Linked DNA regions of Mus musculus: region 2 is linked to region 1. A link is a loop called in an ENCODE intact Hi-C map of the cell type or tissue named here. Cell type or tissue: left cerebral cortex. All regions are shown on one strand.

Evidence for each region. A loop is a pair of places that touch in the nucleus more often than their neighbours do. Peaks named below come from ENCODE experiments on the same cell type or tissue, not always from the same donor. Only the 100,000 strongest peaks of a DNase experiment are listed, where the experiment ranks them.
Region 2: a loop joins it to region 1, with 2.1 times the contacts of the local background. A loop is called at or near these places in 2 of 42 quality-filtered maps.

What each region holds. Positions count from the first base shown.
Region 1 is chr2:174,670,787-174,678,786 of GRCm38, forward strand. All of the region lies in intron 3 of Zfp831 (zinc finger protein 831), which reads left to right. Among named protein-coding and RNA genes, the nearest start is that of Zfp831, 31 kb to the left of the region's middle. In left cerebral cortex, CTCF peaks have their summits at 1,914 (motif pointing right), 3,377 (motif pointing left) and 5,080; DNase peaks (open chromatin) are centred at 1,890, 2,748, 3,019, 3,381 and 1 more place; H3K4me3 peaks cover 1,541 bases; H3K27ac peaks cover 1,236 bases.
Region 2 is chr2:174,558,219-174,566,218 of GRCm38, forward strand. No RefSeq gene overlaps it. Among named protein-coding and RNA genes, the nearest start is that of Gm46781, 45 kb to the right of the region's middle. In left cerebral cortex, no CTCF peak of the experiment used is centred here; DNase peaks (open chromatin) are centred at 3,781, 6,786, 6,848, 7,133 and 1 more place; H3K27ac peaks cover 278 bases.

The DNA of each region.
Region 1 (8,000 bases):
CCATGACACTTTTGCAAAGGAGATGAGTCCTGAGGTTTTCGTGCAATTACCGGGCCCTGCTGTGTGCCAGGCAGTGTGTGGGAGCAGAGGACAGGCAAATGAGAAGACGCTATGGCCCTGTCCTTTGGGAGAGTTGGGTCTGGCAAGGGGAGCCCACAGAGACGGGTAAACAGGTCATTACGCATGCAGAACGATGAGCTCTCTGATATGACTCAGTTTCTGAATGAGGGGTCCTGACAAGACCGGCTGGGGGGGGGGGACAAGGAGAGCTGAGGCACACAAACAGGAACAGGAGGTCTGCAGCACACCCGCACCTGTCCCCATGGCCTCTCCATTCAGCCCCCCACTGCAGAGGGAGGGTGGGAGGGAGGGCGGTGGGGGATAGCTGCTGGGTATCTCCAGCCGCCTTGCTTCCCTCCTTGAATCATAAAAGATTAAAAAAAAAAAAAAAACTATACATGCTACAACAGTCAGTGAAGATGCATAGCACTTAACTATTTACTTGTTTATCTAAATCCTAAGTGTTTCCTTAGCAACCACTAAAAGAGTCTTGTTTACTGGAGTAACTTGCATGCTGGCTCTCTTCTCTGTCTCTGTGTCTCCTCCCGTTTGTCTCCAAGTAAGGGTCTCATGTAACCCAGACAGGCCTTGAACTTCCTACATATGCCAGGACGACTTTGAACCTCTGATCTTCCTGTTTCCACATGCAGAATGAACCATCATGCTGTGTTTGTGCTGTGCTTGGGATTGAACCCAGGGCTTTGTGCGTGCCAGGCAGGTGCTCTACCTACCGAGTCCCATACCATAACCAGTTCAGAAGTTTGAACTCCCCCACCCCGACCCCCAGAAATCGAAAAGGCAAAAGTGCCACCGGTGCTAATGACCAGGTCAGTGGAGATGGGGCTACTTGAAAAGAACAAGCAGGTATTCATGGAGACGGGAGGGGGCCAGATCTTGAGGATGCGTCTCTTTCTGAAAGAAAGCCTTTCCGCAAACCACCCTTCCCAGGGGAACTACAAATGAAGCCTGAATTTTGTTCTAGAAATTTCTCTTGTGAAATGCTAGGCCGGGCAACCAAATGAGAGTAGAAAATAGGGTAGGGTGAGCTGTGAGCCCTCAACATCGCTCTCACCCCATTGGCCCCTCCCTCTCATCCACCCCACCACCACACCCCTCAATTCCCAATTGACCCTTTTGGTTAGAACCTTTAGGATTAATTCTAACTAAGGTGTTAGCAGAAATCTGAGACACAAAATGTCCGAAACAGCGAGTCTTCTGGAGGAGACAGGTGATCCGCCACCAACCTTAGGTGACAGAATCCCAAGGAGAAGGGGCTTTGCTGTTCAGTCCTTTAAGCCCCCTAATGATGTCATGGGAAAGGTTTGATTCTGATGCTAATGGCCCTTTGCCACCTGCCTAACCTTTTCCTAATCCCTTTGCATCAAGAGGGGTTAGGTGTCCACATCTGGCTGGGAGCTGAGAGCAAGGTTGTTTTGATGGAAGTTGTTTTTGCCATAGCATCTGCTCTCACGCTCTGCTTTGCCTTGGACTCAGCGCACCTGAGACGCTGAAGCCGCTGTCCTCGGTCTCCCAGCTTCCTGTGAAGCGGGGGTGTTATAGAAACCAGTAATTTCATTTGTGGACTTAGAATTCATTTGTTTTTAAGTCGAGGGACATCTGTCTCTTTTTGCCCCAGGCCTTCATCTGTAAAATGGAGTATGGCTAGTGTCTAATCTGGCTTCTGTCTAGAAAGTCCTGACTCATTCCAAGGGGAGGGGGGCGTTGCTGAGAGGCCCACATCACAGGATCCTCTAGGTCCAACAGGGAGCGAGGTCTTGGCAGAGAGCTGTTACAAAATGACAGTACTCTGTAGCGTGTGACCAGGGTAGCAAACAGTAGGGGGCGCTACCGTTTTCACCCCACATCTAGAGAAGATGTCTTTAGGCCACAGGAGTGAGCCAGAAGTTGTGGAGTCTCATTCCGCTGCCAGGGACTGGGTCCCTAGTGCGACACAGAGAAGGCTAGGGTATTTATGCTTCATGTACATCTCTGATGGATGTTCCAGAGGGAGCTCAAAAAGTCACTGGTGCTCTGCTTAAGGTCCCCAACCTCCAGACAAGGTTCCCCTCTCCTGTTGGCCTTCACCTCAACCTTGGATGCTGGCAGGGAGCTCAGAGAATCAGCTCCAACAACAAGCAGCTTCCTGCTTCCGCATTTGAGGGTTTCCGCCAAATGTTTTTCCTCACCTGAGTTTCGATATGGCCTTTGGGGTCAGAGGTGGCTGCCAAGGTTACCCACCTCCCCATCCTCACTGGCAGGGAGTCGTGCCCAAGTTCATAGTGGATGAAAAGATAGGTTCCTAGATAGCCCCCTCTCTGCTAAAACTCTTAAAATGTTGTTTGTTTGTTTGTTTTTAACTTTCAGTTTTGTTTTGTTTTTTGTTTTTTTTGTCCCAGCCCAAAGGCATTAGCTTTTGATGGCTACGAGGCACCTGACATGCTGGAGACGGACAAAGCCACCTCTGAGCACGAACATTTGAAATTATTAAGTGTTCATTAAAGCACCCCCGGGCGCACAGTGCTCTTAGGGATGTTAGCGTCTCAATTTTCTATAATTTCCTTATTTTTCTCTTCTAGCTAAAGGCAGATGAAAAACGAACTCGGTGCATTTGAGTCTCTGAATCATAGTTAATGTGCGACGCCCCCTCCCTTAACTGCGCTGTTTCCCTCTGCCTCCTCCAGTCTCCTTCCCTATCAATTGGATAAACTTCTTAATCCGTTTAACCCCTACTCTGACTGCCACTCGGGAAATGCATGCAAAGACCCCCGACCAGCTCTCTCTACACCCTGACTCGCTTTGGGCAGGGGTCTGCGGGCTGGGAGCTGTAGAAAAATCGAGAAGACTGCAGCACTGCATCCCCGGCGCCGGCAGGAACTCGGGGGCAGCTGTCTGGCAGGTGGCTGCAGGCTGGGGTGCAGAGCAGACCCTACGCAGCCACCCACGACCCCCAGCCCCATCGCTAGGCTTCCGGGGGGACTAGGGAGCTGCGGCTGTGCATGGACTGTTCTGGAAAAACACCAAGCTCCAATCCCCCTCCCATCCGCCCTCCTGTGACTCTGGTCTTACATGAGCAGAGAGGGAACAACAGCTAAAAGCTGTTTTTCTCTTTCCCTTTCTTTTTATTTTTTTGACAACAACCTCACATAACCTCAAAAAGTTACCCATGAATTTACCAAAAACTTTTTATGAAACTACTTTAACCTCTGGTGGGGGTTAAAAACAAGCTCTGTGGATTTATTATCCGGGGGAAAAAAAAAAAAGCGAAGCATGACTCTGTATTTGCTGGAAAATCGTCTACCAAGCTTCAACGGCGCCCCCTACAGCTGCCTGCGAGGAATAGCCAGCGCCGACTGCAGCAGGAGCTGCAGGCTGCCCAGGACCTGGCAGGACCTGATCCCCGGCGGGTGATTGGACCCCCTCCACTGCACCCCGGGTCTGCTCCGAACCCGGACACCTTGCTGGGTCTTAGTTTATATTTTTTGAAGTTCAAATGGCTAAACCAGGAGCAGGCTAATCGCCAGCAGGGTTTGTACTGCCAGCCTCGGCTGGACCCCTGCAGAGCAGGCGAAGCTTACAGTCTGAGCACGCAGGCGACCCTTGCTTGTTTGTTCCTTTTTGCTGCTTTCACGTAAATGCCACCCAGATGTACTGAAGGAAGAATGATGACCCCCAGAGGAATAAGGACAGGAGTATAGGCAGGGGCCTCGTAGGAGGCTGAGACCCAGAGAAGCTGAGCATTGCAGAGAGCAGGGTGAGAGATGGGAAAAGAGAAGACCGGGGGATGGGGTGAGGGTCCCTGTGAGAAGGAACGTGGATATGGTCAGCAACCACCCTCCCAACTTCAAAACACCCCAGCTCTCCCTCAGAACCGTGTTTTTAGGAAGCACATGGAAGGAAAGAAAGAAAGAAAAAGAAAAAGAAAAAAAAAGCCGTTCAGAAAAACAAATGTAAATCAGAGACAGAGGAGCGGGCGCTGCAGCCTGCCCAGAAGAGGCAGTAGCATGCGGCACTCAGATTCTCTGGTCCCTCACACCTGAGTCCTGCTGCTAAGGACTGAGCTTTGCTTCAGAACTGAGAGAGAAAGAAAGAGGGAGGGAGGGAGGGAGGGAGGGAGGAAGGAAGGAAGGAAGGAAGGAAGGAAGGAAGGAAGGAAGGAAGGAAGGAAGGAAGGACAAAACCCAACAAAACAAAACAAAACAAAACAAAACAAAACAAAACAAAACAAATGCAAAAACCAAACTATCATCCGGGTAATCTTAGCTCCTATACAGGGAGAAAGCCAGCTCTGGTCTCTATGAGAAAAATCTAGAATTTGACAGTAAATAGATCTTCCAGTGTTTACATGATGGTAATTCAAACTCTCTCTCTCTCTCTCTCTCTCTCTCTCTCTCTCTCTGTCTCTGTCTCTGTCTCTCTCTCTCTGTCTCTCTCTCTCTCTGTCTCTCTCTCTGTCTCTCTCTCTCTCTCACACACACACACACACACACTACTGTCAGAGATCTTTATTAAGGGGGGGGGGGCTCACTGCCGTTTCTCTTTGTCATCTAACACCCACACATTCAGCATCTGGCTTAGGAGAGCCAAATGCCAAACGCAGTTTGTCTGTATCCTCTTTTGGGACTCACCGGTTGGATTTGAGGGGAAAATTCCTTTTCTTTCTCCCTTCTGGTCCTGGAGACTATAGGAAGACAGCTGCTTCTCCACACCCCCAACTCCCTAGAAGTCCCGTGGGGAATGTGGTGGCACTTGGGGGAGGTGGGCTTTCTATTCTTATCCCAGAAAGGTCTGTACCCGTCCCCTCCTGATAGGTATGTGTCCTTTCTTCCCAGCTTCTCACTGAACCGGGTCCATTTCGAGTTTGTCACTTGCATCCAAAGTTACATTTGTGATTTGGGGGCATCTTTCCCAAGATGGAATTTCTGGGTATCCCGTATCTCCCAAACCCCCTTGCCCTGACCCAGCCTAGGCTTCTTCCTGCCCTTCTGACGGTAGAGCCTGGTGTTCTGATGCCTCTAGTGGTGGACTCCAGTATAGCACCCTGTTGCTTTAGCAGAACACACGGGCATTCCTACTTTGTCCACTAGCTATTTCCTGGGGAGCTGTTGTGGCTTCTAATCGTACCTTTCCTGTTTTCTCTCTCCACGAAAGATCTGGCTACATAGCCCAGGCTGCCTCAAACGTACGGAACTCCTCCTGCATCATAGTTGCCACCCACCAGGCTTTACCCATTGTTTCTGAAAGGGCAATCTAAAATCCCGTTGTGTCTTCCTTGTATCCTAAAACGTTGAACGTTGCAGTGGAGACCATAGAGAACCAAAGACATGTCTGCATCTACCTCTGCTAAAGTGGGTTAAATAGACTATGCTTTTGACTCTCACAAGCTCACACGTTCATGGCTCAAGTGAGAAAGGTGGTATATGTTTTCATCTGGAAGCGATTGTTCTCCTTTTACAGTTGCTTCTGGGTTCTGCTGGGTTTCCATGCGTGGTTTCTACCCTCTGCTTTCACTCTGTCATGCTAGCACACGACGCTGCTGTTCCTAAGTGGCAGAGGAGGCTCTTCATTTTCTGCTATTAATTTTTATCTGTTGTGTTCTGTTGTACTTAATTTTAATTAATTGAAGTGACTCATTATAAATACAATGCATAATTTAAAAAAAAAACTAAAAGAGAGAGGGAGAGAGAGAGAGAGAGAGAGAGAGAGAGAGAGAGAGAGAGAGAGAAATCCTCTTAGTCCATTCTAAGTAACTGCATTTTGAAGCTCAGAATGAGCCCTGTCTGACATGTTCTGGAAACTTCTCTGAAGGGCAAGTTTGGCTTTCTCTTTTGTTTGGTTTTGTGTTGACTTTTCCTGTCAATCGATGCCTTTTCCGCAGCTGGGTTAGCAAGACTGGAGTTGGTTTCAACAGCTTGAGCTCCCAGAAGCTCTCGCACACACGCACATCCTTCTTCCTTGCTCCTCATCCCACCTCTCCATTTGAGGATCTGCCTTGCAGTCGTCTGAGGAGTTCGATAAGGAGGGAATTGATGGCCGCGAGCACAGCAGAATGGGAAGCCAGAGGAATTGATGCAAGCTGCAGACGGCTATTTCTAGAAAAGACTAGCTCATTCCATCAATCTGATTTGTTTCTCAAATGTAGATCCATTAGAGGCTTCCTGGGGGAACCAAGCCTTGTATTTAAGTCTACCATGAGGTAATGTTAGGTAAATCTTTCATCCCAGCGTCGAAGTGAGCAGGAGGGTACTAGGGGTCAACTGACATTCAAGAATATATGCCTCCCTTCACTCTGGGGTCTAAGGAAGCTTCAGTGTCCCTGTGGGTTAGGAGAATGGCTGAATATCCATCACTGCTCTTGGTACCAAACGACTAAAATCCAACTCAAAAAGACTTAGGCACAAAAGCAAATCAGTCAGACTGGGGACTTAAGCAATGCCCCTATATGTTATTCCTAGACTACTAGGGCTGTCTCTGATGGCTTTCGGTAGTTTCTAGTGGCCTCATGTAGGTCCTCCCAACTTAGTAATTGCATTAAGGAAAACATTGACCCAAGCCTCTGCATGCCTAATTTAGGGAGATCTGACTGTGTGCAGTACCAGGTGGAAGGTGGTAGTGGGCCACCCTGTGCTGAGGAAGGGTGTCTGTCTGGTGAAGGACCACTGGGTGGAGAAGGGCTGCTGAACACAGGGAAGCACATGTTGGGGGAACTTTCACCCCCAAAGAGGTAGAGGAGAGTGAGAATTTTCACAACCAGTGAGTTCTATTCTACACACCATGGGTCACACAGCAAGGGTCTTAGTAGATGCTATGCACTAACCTTCTTCCAGATTGGCTCTTTCCCATATCCTGTCTATAGCTCTCACCTCTCTGAAGGGTTGCCTACAGAAGCCATCTCCCTCTAGTTTCTTCTGGATCTATACTTCTCCCAGGACTTCTTTAGGAAGTCATCTCCAGGAGAACCCAAGACACCAATTATCTGTAAGTTTCAAGATGGAGTCATGTACCATATAGGCCCCATACCTTTTTTTTTTTCTTCCTCAACCCAAAGAAGGCACAGAGTCTGGGGACAACCTAAAACAGCATAGAGAGACGTAGATGCAACAGGCCAACCGCCACCTCTGACCTTTAATTGATTACTCTTGTGGTCCAGGCCCCTTTAAGTATCGTTACATAAAGCATTAGTTTGGTGTCATGTGCTTTGCTCACATTCACGAGGCAGCTGAGCTGAACTTTCACTGTGCGTCTTTAATAACGTCTTTGTCATCCCCAGAGCTGCTGGCTTGAGTCACCTAATGTGGCTTTCAGAGAACAGCTCTCTGCTTTCATCCCGGCTCTTTGAGATTTAGTACCTTTAGAACTGGAGGACAATGTCATAGAGACTTACCCTAAGAGCCCATTTTCCGTCGGCATTAGGACAGTCACTTTCATTTTTCCAGTAGATGCCTGTTCGCAATTTTCACAAAATATGTTCCATTTTGCTTTTTCTAAGGCAGTCTTTAAGAGATTTGTTTAGAGCAACACGTAAGGCTTATAATTGTATCCCAAATGTCTGGGACTAATGACTGTATTTGTGTTAAAATCACCCCCCATTACCTTTTCCAAAACTAATTTTGTCAGATAATGTCTCTGAATAAACCAAACCAGCATCCATTGGCGTCATATCAGTCTAATGTGTTTTTCTGAGTAGCATTTTGTGATTCAACGTGAAGGCCTCATGTTCCTCCATTCAGGATGGGACTGTGTCCTGATATGCCCATGGCTAAGTGGGGGAGCATCTAGCATCCAAAGTGCACTGAATTCCTAACTCACCTACCACACATCCCGACTTGGGGCACTGCGGGGTGCCGGTTGTCCTTCATGGTGGTGGGACTCAGAAATGGTTGCAGCCCATTGGCAAGAGACTGTAGAGCGCAACAGAGTCCACACCAAAGTGGATGACGCTC
Region 2 (8,000 bases), 110 kb before region 1:
AGCACGATGGTTATATCTGCGTCCCCTCTACCTGCCACACTTACCACAACTCCAGTTCAGTCCCTTCCTCACATCCCAAAGGGTGACCACAACTCTTCTTAAGGTGACTAGGGAGACCTTCAGAACTTGAGTGTGCACCTTGCAATGTACTATTTCTGTCTAGGTGTCTCATCTTGGCCATACCTTATCTTCAATTTTATTTTTTTTTAAAGATGGTTCAATATATATTTTTGAGAATTTCATTCACTATATTTTTGTCATAATCTTTCTTCTACCAGATTTTCCCAGGTCTTCTCCAACTTTCTCTACCCACCCAACTTCAACACTTATTCTCTTAAAACATTTTAACCCTCTAAACAAAACAAAATGAAAGAAAACACACACACATATACACACATGCACACAGATGCACACACACACACGGAATTAAACAAAAACAGCATGGTATCTGATTGGTACTGACCGACTCTCCCTTAGCCTGGGCCTGCCCTGGGGTATGGCTGATATACCTAGTTCACGCCACTGACGGAAGATGGATTCATATGGACTTCCTCTCCTCCAGAAGCTTGAGGTAGCCAATAGCTTCTTGGCTAGAAGGATGCTGTGCTCATTTTCCCAAATCTCCCCTTTTCTGACAGGATTACTGCTTCATAGTTTGGGTCCCTTCTTATCACCTGTGCACACACATACACACACAAGTACATACATGAATATGCATGCACACATGCATTCTCATACAAACACACATTCAATGACTAATCTCTACTTTGCCAGAGCGATATACTCTTCATCTATTTACTGAGTCAACCCTGGCATGGATAGCACTGCCTCAGGGGAAAAAAAAACCAACAACAAAAAACAAAAGAACAAAACACGTTTTAAAAGAAGGGAAGAAAACTTATTTTGCTATGCTTTGGCAAAAACCCATAATCCCAGCTATTCAGGAGTCTGAGGCAGGAGGACCAAGGATGAGATGTTGAAGACCATCTTGGGCTGGGAAGTGAGTTTAAAACCAGCTTAGGCAGCTTAGTGAGACTCTTTAAAATCAAAGTGAGAAGAGGGCCAGAGATGTAGCTCAGCAAGATTGTCTAGTACAGCTTCTATTCGCAGTACTACACATGTGCACAAACATGGTTTGCTAATCAGTTAGCCTAAACAAAATCCTTTAAAACCATAGGAATTAACCCTGGAGGAGACTCCTATGCCTTACGCATAAAGGTTATGAATTTGGGGGGTTGAAGTCTTGATGCAATATCTTAGAGATTCTGGGACTCTTTTCTGAGACCAAAGCTATGCCTGGATCCTATGGGACAACCTGTTTGCAGAATTCTCTGTGGCACTGTGGGTCACAGTAGGCATCTTGACAGTATCGTGTTCTAGGTCCTTTCTATTCCCTGACCCCCAGAATTCCTTGCATGGCTTGAACAGTTAACCAGAGAAGCTTCTGCCAAGTTCCAAGGGACCCCAGGATGGGAAAGAGCCAGGAGCTCCCAAGGTGAGGAGTGGATGGGCACAATCCCGCCTCTGGAACTTCCAGTAGGCCAATATTTGATACCTTGAAGAACTAGGGATTTCTTGTAACTATGGAAACATAAATCTAGGCATTAAGGAGTCAGAGAGAAAACTGCTATTGTTGCCTTGACAACCGATAAACCTCCAAGTCTTTGTTTTTAGGAATAGGGGTAGCCACATTCATCTTGTAGATTAATTTGCTTGTACGAAGAAGTTAGAATGGGCCTGGGTACATTCTAGAGGCACATGATGATTAAAGCATTGTGTGTGGTATGTGTGTGTGTGTGTGTGTGTGTGTGTGTGTGTGTGTGTGTGTGTGCATGCCTTGGGAGAATCTTTCCAAGGTCTAGCAGAAAAGGTTTGTATATGGGGGTGTTAGAAAGGCTAAGATACCCGAAGCTGGTCACATGTTCTAATTGTCTTAGTGCTGTATCTCACATGAAATGGTTGCTCCTTATGTTCTACAGAGGTTGACTGATGCGAGCTGGTGCTGGGGAATGTTGTGAGGGAGCTGAGATCTCATTGTCATTAGGACGGATGTCCAGATGCTCCGTCTACTCCAACCCCTGCCCCCATGGTTGCATATGAGATGTAGGCTTTGAGTGAACTCTTCTGAGCCCACCCCTCTATGACTTTCAGCCTGCTGAGAAGTGCCAATGAGTAGCTGTGGCTCCAGGATGCTTGGAACTCTATATCCCAGGATCTTGTAAGATTTAGAATGTTAATCATCATTTGGCCTCCAAGAGTGGCATGAAGCTTTCTGAGCTGAGGCCGAGACAGACTTTGAAGCCTCCCACCCCAGAGCCAACCCTAGGGAGCTAGTGATAGATAGCTTCCTGCCTTCATGGGGTTTAAGGTGCTCCATCTCTTTGTGCCCCCCCTCCCCCCCGCTGTCTTGGTGGGGAAAATGGTACCAAGTCAAGAGAGGAAGCTAGCAGGAAGAGTTTGCTGAAGGTCGTCAGATTGACAAATGTGGGATTATAGAAGGCACTGAATAAAATCACAAATATGCACGTGCAAATTACTCATGGTGTGGCTAATGAGACAGACAGGTGGCAAGGCCCCCCATCCAACTTCAACCCCATCTCCAAAAGGGATAACTCTCTTCTGTCATTTCCACATACTGTCAGTGTCAGGGGGAATGCTGAAAAGGATGGAGAAATTACCAAGCTTCACATCTCTCTTCACCCCGGGATTCGCTACCAGAGATTCCAGACCCATATGAAAGGACAACCTGGGGAGTACAACAAGGTCACAGTTATACCTATGTCACAGACAGGCAGTGGGGCTCCGTGGGGCAGCCCTTCCACTCCAGAACTTGGGGAACGGAGGCAGGAGAGTTTTAAGTTCAAAGTCAATCTTGAGTTCTATAATGAGTTCTAGACCAGTCTAGGATCCATGGTGAAACTGTATTAAAAAAAATAAATAAGTAAAACAACCACAACAACAACAACAAAAGCCTATCCCTACAAAAAGGCAAAAAACAAGTACCTTCCTCCCCCCCAACCAGACAACAAGCAGCAGATGAAACTTTGGGAGAGAAAAAGCTTTAGACCAAGCTGAAAGCAAATTGTTTACTGAAATAGCCAATCGCCTACTCCCTGACCCACGCGGTGACCCAACCTCCTATTTTCTTGATGGGTTCAATTTCCTCATATCAAATGTAGACAAAAATGGAGCCTTGCCATGGCAAACCAGCGGGTTTGTGAATTAGGAAATGATCTAAAAGCATTAAAAATGCAGGCAATGAATCAATTTTGACATATTGCTTCTTTGTCAACTTTGTGACCGTTGAACTTGTTGCCGATCTGAAGGATATTTCATAAAAAGCTGCTTTTATTAACACGCATCAGACAAGGATTTATCTTATTAAGTCTGGGATAAGAAGCGAAGCTGTTCTTGGGTTACTCGGGGTGACAGTTTTGAGCCACTGTTTTTCACACGCCACTGAGACAACGGAAATGAATCCTCGTCGGTCCCTGGTTCCATTTTGCAAGTTACTTTAAAAACTAATAAAGGGAAATCATGCGGACAGCCTCGTGTATCTTGTCTGTCCCTGGCGTCTGCTTGCTCTTCCTGGGTTGTCATTTTTTTGCTGTGAGACGCCTCTTTTTTTCTTCTACTTCTGTTTAAAACAATCACCTTTTTTATTAAAAAAAAAAAAAAAAAAAGAAGGTTTTCAAACCGGGTACTAGAAACTTGATTATGTGGTGACAGGCGGCTCCTGACATTTCAGGAAGTGGGTGGAAAGCGGGAATTTTAAAGTGGATGAGTCATGTGGGATTAGAGAGGAAGCCACAGCAGCTGGGGGCAGAGGCTTCAGAGCAGATTTCATGGCTTATTCTGAAAGGCTACAGGGTACTTGCCTTTGTGAAGGCCAAATGGCAGACAATCGCTGACGCACAGGGAACAGGGGGTGGGATGGGGGGGTTGGGGGGGTGACAGGGTACAGGCTGAAGAGGCAGGTGGATCCTGCCCTGGAGAAGATGCTTAACCCTTAGCTTGCCTCTTAGAGTATGGCTGTGCACAGGATGTCAGACAGAGGCTTTGTCCTGCTGGAAGCAGGGGGCACTGAGGGTCATTCTTGAAGTTATTGACTTTTTGTTTTTTAATTGGTCTGTGTGTGTTTCTCTGCGTGTATCTCTGTGTGTGTCTGTGTGTGTGTGTCTAGGGGAGCCATGTAGGTCAGAGTAGATTGACACTGAATGTTTCTCTCAGCTGATCTTCACTTTAGTTGCAAGGAGACAGTCATGTGACTACATTGACTGGCCAGCAAGTTCTCCCAGAATCTTGTGTTGGGATTAGAGGCATGCGTTCTCTTGCCAGGCTTTAAAAGCCGGTGCTGGGAATCCAAATTCGGATCCTCATTCTTGCATGTCAAAGCCATCTTCTGAGCCCATTTGTCTTTGGAGGTAGGTCCCATTCTGTAGGATGGTCGTGAACTCAAGATATGTCAGTTTTCAAGGGCTTCAGAGAAACTCCATGGTGGTCCCAACTCTCTGGTGCTCGAGCAACAAGCATCTTCTCTCTCACCGTCTTCATTCTCTAGTTGGTTGTTCAAGCACTGGGAAGACATACTGAGGCCGTAACTACATTTGTCTTCGGGAAGGAACCCAGTGATCCTGAGTTGATCAGAAATGGTCAGTTGATTCCTGTCACTTGCCGTCATAAGAATCTTGGGATAATAACAGGAAGCTAAACTTTATAAACTGAGGTTGGTCCCGGTGCTGTGGGAAGCAAACAGTAAAGTATCATGGCTTTCAGCACACTGTCGGGCTGCTGGTATGTCTCATGCAGGCGTGAAGCTTGGCTCCTGGAGACCAGTGGGCCTCCACAGTCAGGGGAAGGAGACAACTTCATGGCCAAGAGGAGGATGGTTTTTGTAATCTCAGCCTAGGGTTAGGACTGTTGATGTGTCTCAGGTTTTTACTCATTTAAGAATTTATTTATTTTTAAAACAGGTTCTTGCTGGGTTGTGGTGGCACACACCATTAATCCCAGCAGTCGAGAGGCAGAGGCAGGCGGATCTTTGAGTTGGAGGCCAATCTGTTCTACAGAGTGAGTTCTAGAACAGCCAGGACTACACAGGGAGACCCTGACTCAAACAAAACAAAACAAAACAAAACAAAACAAAACAAAACAAAACAAAACACAACACAACAAACAGATAGGTTCTCAGTTATCCAAGCAGGCCTTGAACTCATTATGTAGCCATGGATAACCTTGAACTTCTAATTTTCCTGTCTCTGTCTCAAAGTGCTGCCATTACAGGCAGCAGCAAACCTAGTTTATGCAGTCCTGGGAACAAGCCCAGGTCTCATCCCCTTAGGTTGCCACTCTGCCAACTGTGGTCCATTCTCAGCACTAAAACTTGTTTTTTAAATAGTTTTGACAGAACCCTAAAAATTGTCAGCATTTTCTGTTTTTTTGTTTTGTTTTATTTATTCATTTATTTTTTGAGACAGGGTTTCTCTGTGTAGCCCTAGTTGTCCTGGAACTCACTCTGTAGACCAGGCTGGCCTCAAACTCAGAAATCCACCTGCCTCTGCCTCCCGAGTGCTGGGATTAAAAGCATGTGCCACCACTGCCTGGCTAATTGCCAGCATTTTACCAGAGGAAAATGGTTAACCTTCTCAGCTATCCCTGGTTCCTCTTCTTGACAAATCAACCATTATCCTAGGCTGGGGTCCTGGGTCTATGTCTTGGCTGGTGGTGGTGGGAATGATGTCCTCTGGCACTCTGTGTCCTTTCCCTGGGGGTGAGTGGGGACTGTGTTCTCAGTCTATGGCTCAAATGGACTGTTTAGCTCACACAGAAGTAACCACTGCTCATGAGGAACTGGAAGCCTGAAACACTTTCTCTAGAAGAGATGAGAAAGCCGAGAATCCCTAAACTTCTGCTTCCTCTTTACCAAGGCTGCTCTGTGGCTACTGAACTTGGGTCCCATGCAGATGGCAACGGGCCTCCTCAAAACCATCAAAGTTAACGTGGAAGATGTCTAAGAAGACATTAGTAACCCTCTACCTCCCTCCCACCTCAGACCTCCATTTTCTCCAACAGTGGATTCTGTCTCTTTACTACTTTTAGCAGTCCAGGCCTAGGACTGTCTTGACTGAGGCACGTGACAGATGTTTTACCAAGACATCTCCATACCTGTGGACTTCAGCCTGTTTGAATGCCCTCCCTGCCTCTGCCGCTCTCCATGAACCTCTTGCCTTTGGCCGAAAGAGCCTGGGCCAGCTGCTTAGCATGAAAACTTTTTTGGGGGGAGAGAATTTTGATATTGTAAGGTATTAGCCCACAATCAGATACCTAAGAGCTCTGCCAAGATGGGTGGCTCAGCAGAGTTACACTTGTGTGTGTAGCTGACCCCAGAGGGACCATGTAGCTGACCTTCAGAGATAGGAGAAATGCTAACTGTCTGAGGTTATGAGGCTTTGGGGTTGTTTGTTACTTGGCAAAAGCTAACTATTGCAGATATCACTCATTAGGCTTATTGGGCACCAAGCAGGTACTACTGCTGTGGTAAAAGTTGCCCAAACATAATGTAAGGTAAAGTCCTGAAGCTTTGGGGGGGGGGCGGGGGGGGGGGCTCGGGGCGGGGTTTCAGTGGCTTTAAAGCACAAGGTATTCTTGTTGCTATGGTTACTTCCACTGAGCCGTTAGAATGCAGAAAGAGAAACCTAGTGTTGCCTTGACAACAGGGTTGCGAATTGAAATCTGGGAAGGTGAAGGACTATAAAAAATGAGGAGGGGGGTTAAGCCCTTCCCCAGCATCTTGCCTTCATTCCCTTGATGGCCTATCAGAAGCAAGTATCATCTGAATTGGGAGCTGTAAGCTGAGCAGCAGGAAGCAATACCCTCATCCTGGCCCATCCCACAGCAGGAGAAGATTGCACAGCCAGGAAGCCTCAGGAAGCAGCAGGAAGCAGCAGGAAGCAGGGCCACTGATAGGTCCCGAGAAGAGTTTGAAGTTAGCTATTGAGATTTCACCCCAGCAAGACAGGGCTTAGCAACCTCCAGCCCCCTGCTCCTGTGTTCCCTTGGCAGGAAGGGAAATGGAGACTTAGAGAGGGAAGGAGGCTGTTCGACGCTCAGTAACATGAGGGTAGCACTCAGCCAGGCCTGGACGTGGGTGTGAGACTACTCTCTGGCTGTGCGATGCTATGCAGCCGGCTTAAATGTGATGGGCCTTGAGGAAATGCAGCAAGCTTGGCACATCCTTGAGCCTGCAGTGGGTTTGAGGCCATTGCCTGCCAGTAGTTACATTTACTGTTAGGGTCACTTTGTCCAACTCTTCGGAGTCACTGAAATCAAACAGAGGAGACACAACCTTATCCAGATTCTTCTAAGAGAGGCCCGATGGTGCCATGTTTCTGGTACTCAGGGTTTTGTGTCTCAGTCCTTAAGCTTCAAACCATTTTTGAGTCCCCATTTCTTCCCCAATGGGCAAGCAAGGAGGGAGTAGATTGGCCATTTTGTCAAGAAGGGATTTGAGCTGCAGGGAGAGTGAAGTCTGCCCAGGGTCCCCAGAAAAGTGACTGGAGCTTGAGGGTTAAACTCTGTTCCCTCAACCATGTCTCCTTTCCTGCCCCTCACAGCCTGCTGCAGGATGGCGCCTCTACACAGAGGGCCAGATGTTGGGTTTAATAAAGGGAGAGAGGAAGAAAGAAGTCTGGGGCATCTGTTTTAGAGAGACAAATCACCAGTTGTGTGTGGAGATCTTATGCAGAGCAAACAAATGATAGGCAAATACCCTTGTGCATATGCAGAGGAACACATCGGCCATGAACATCCTGTCTCACCAAAACAGCGCGGCTCAGAAGGCTGTGGGGGCGGAAGAGGTTCTTTTTGCTTGGAGGTTTTGCACGAGGCCTGGAGAAAGAGTCCCGAGGCTGACAGAGTCACTTTCCTACACCCACAGGAGGGCAGGCACTGGTGGATGCGGTTTGGGGTGGCAGGGTAGTCAGAGCAAGTACTTGGCTGGC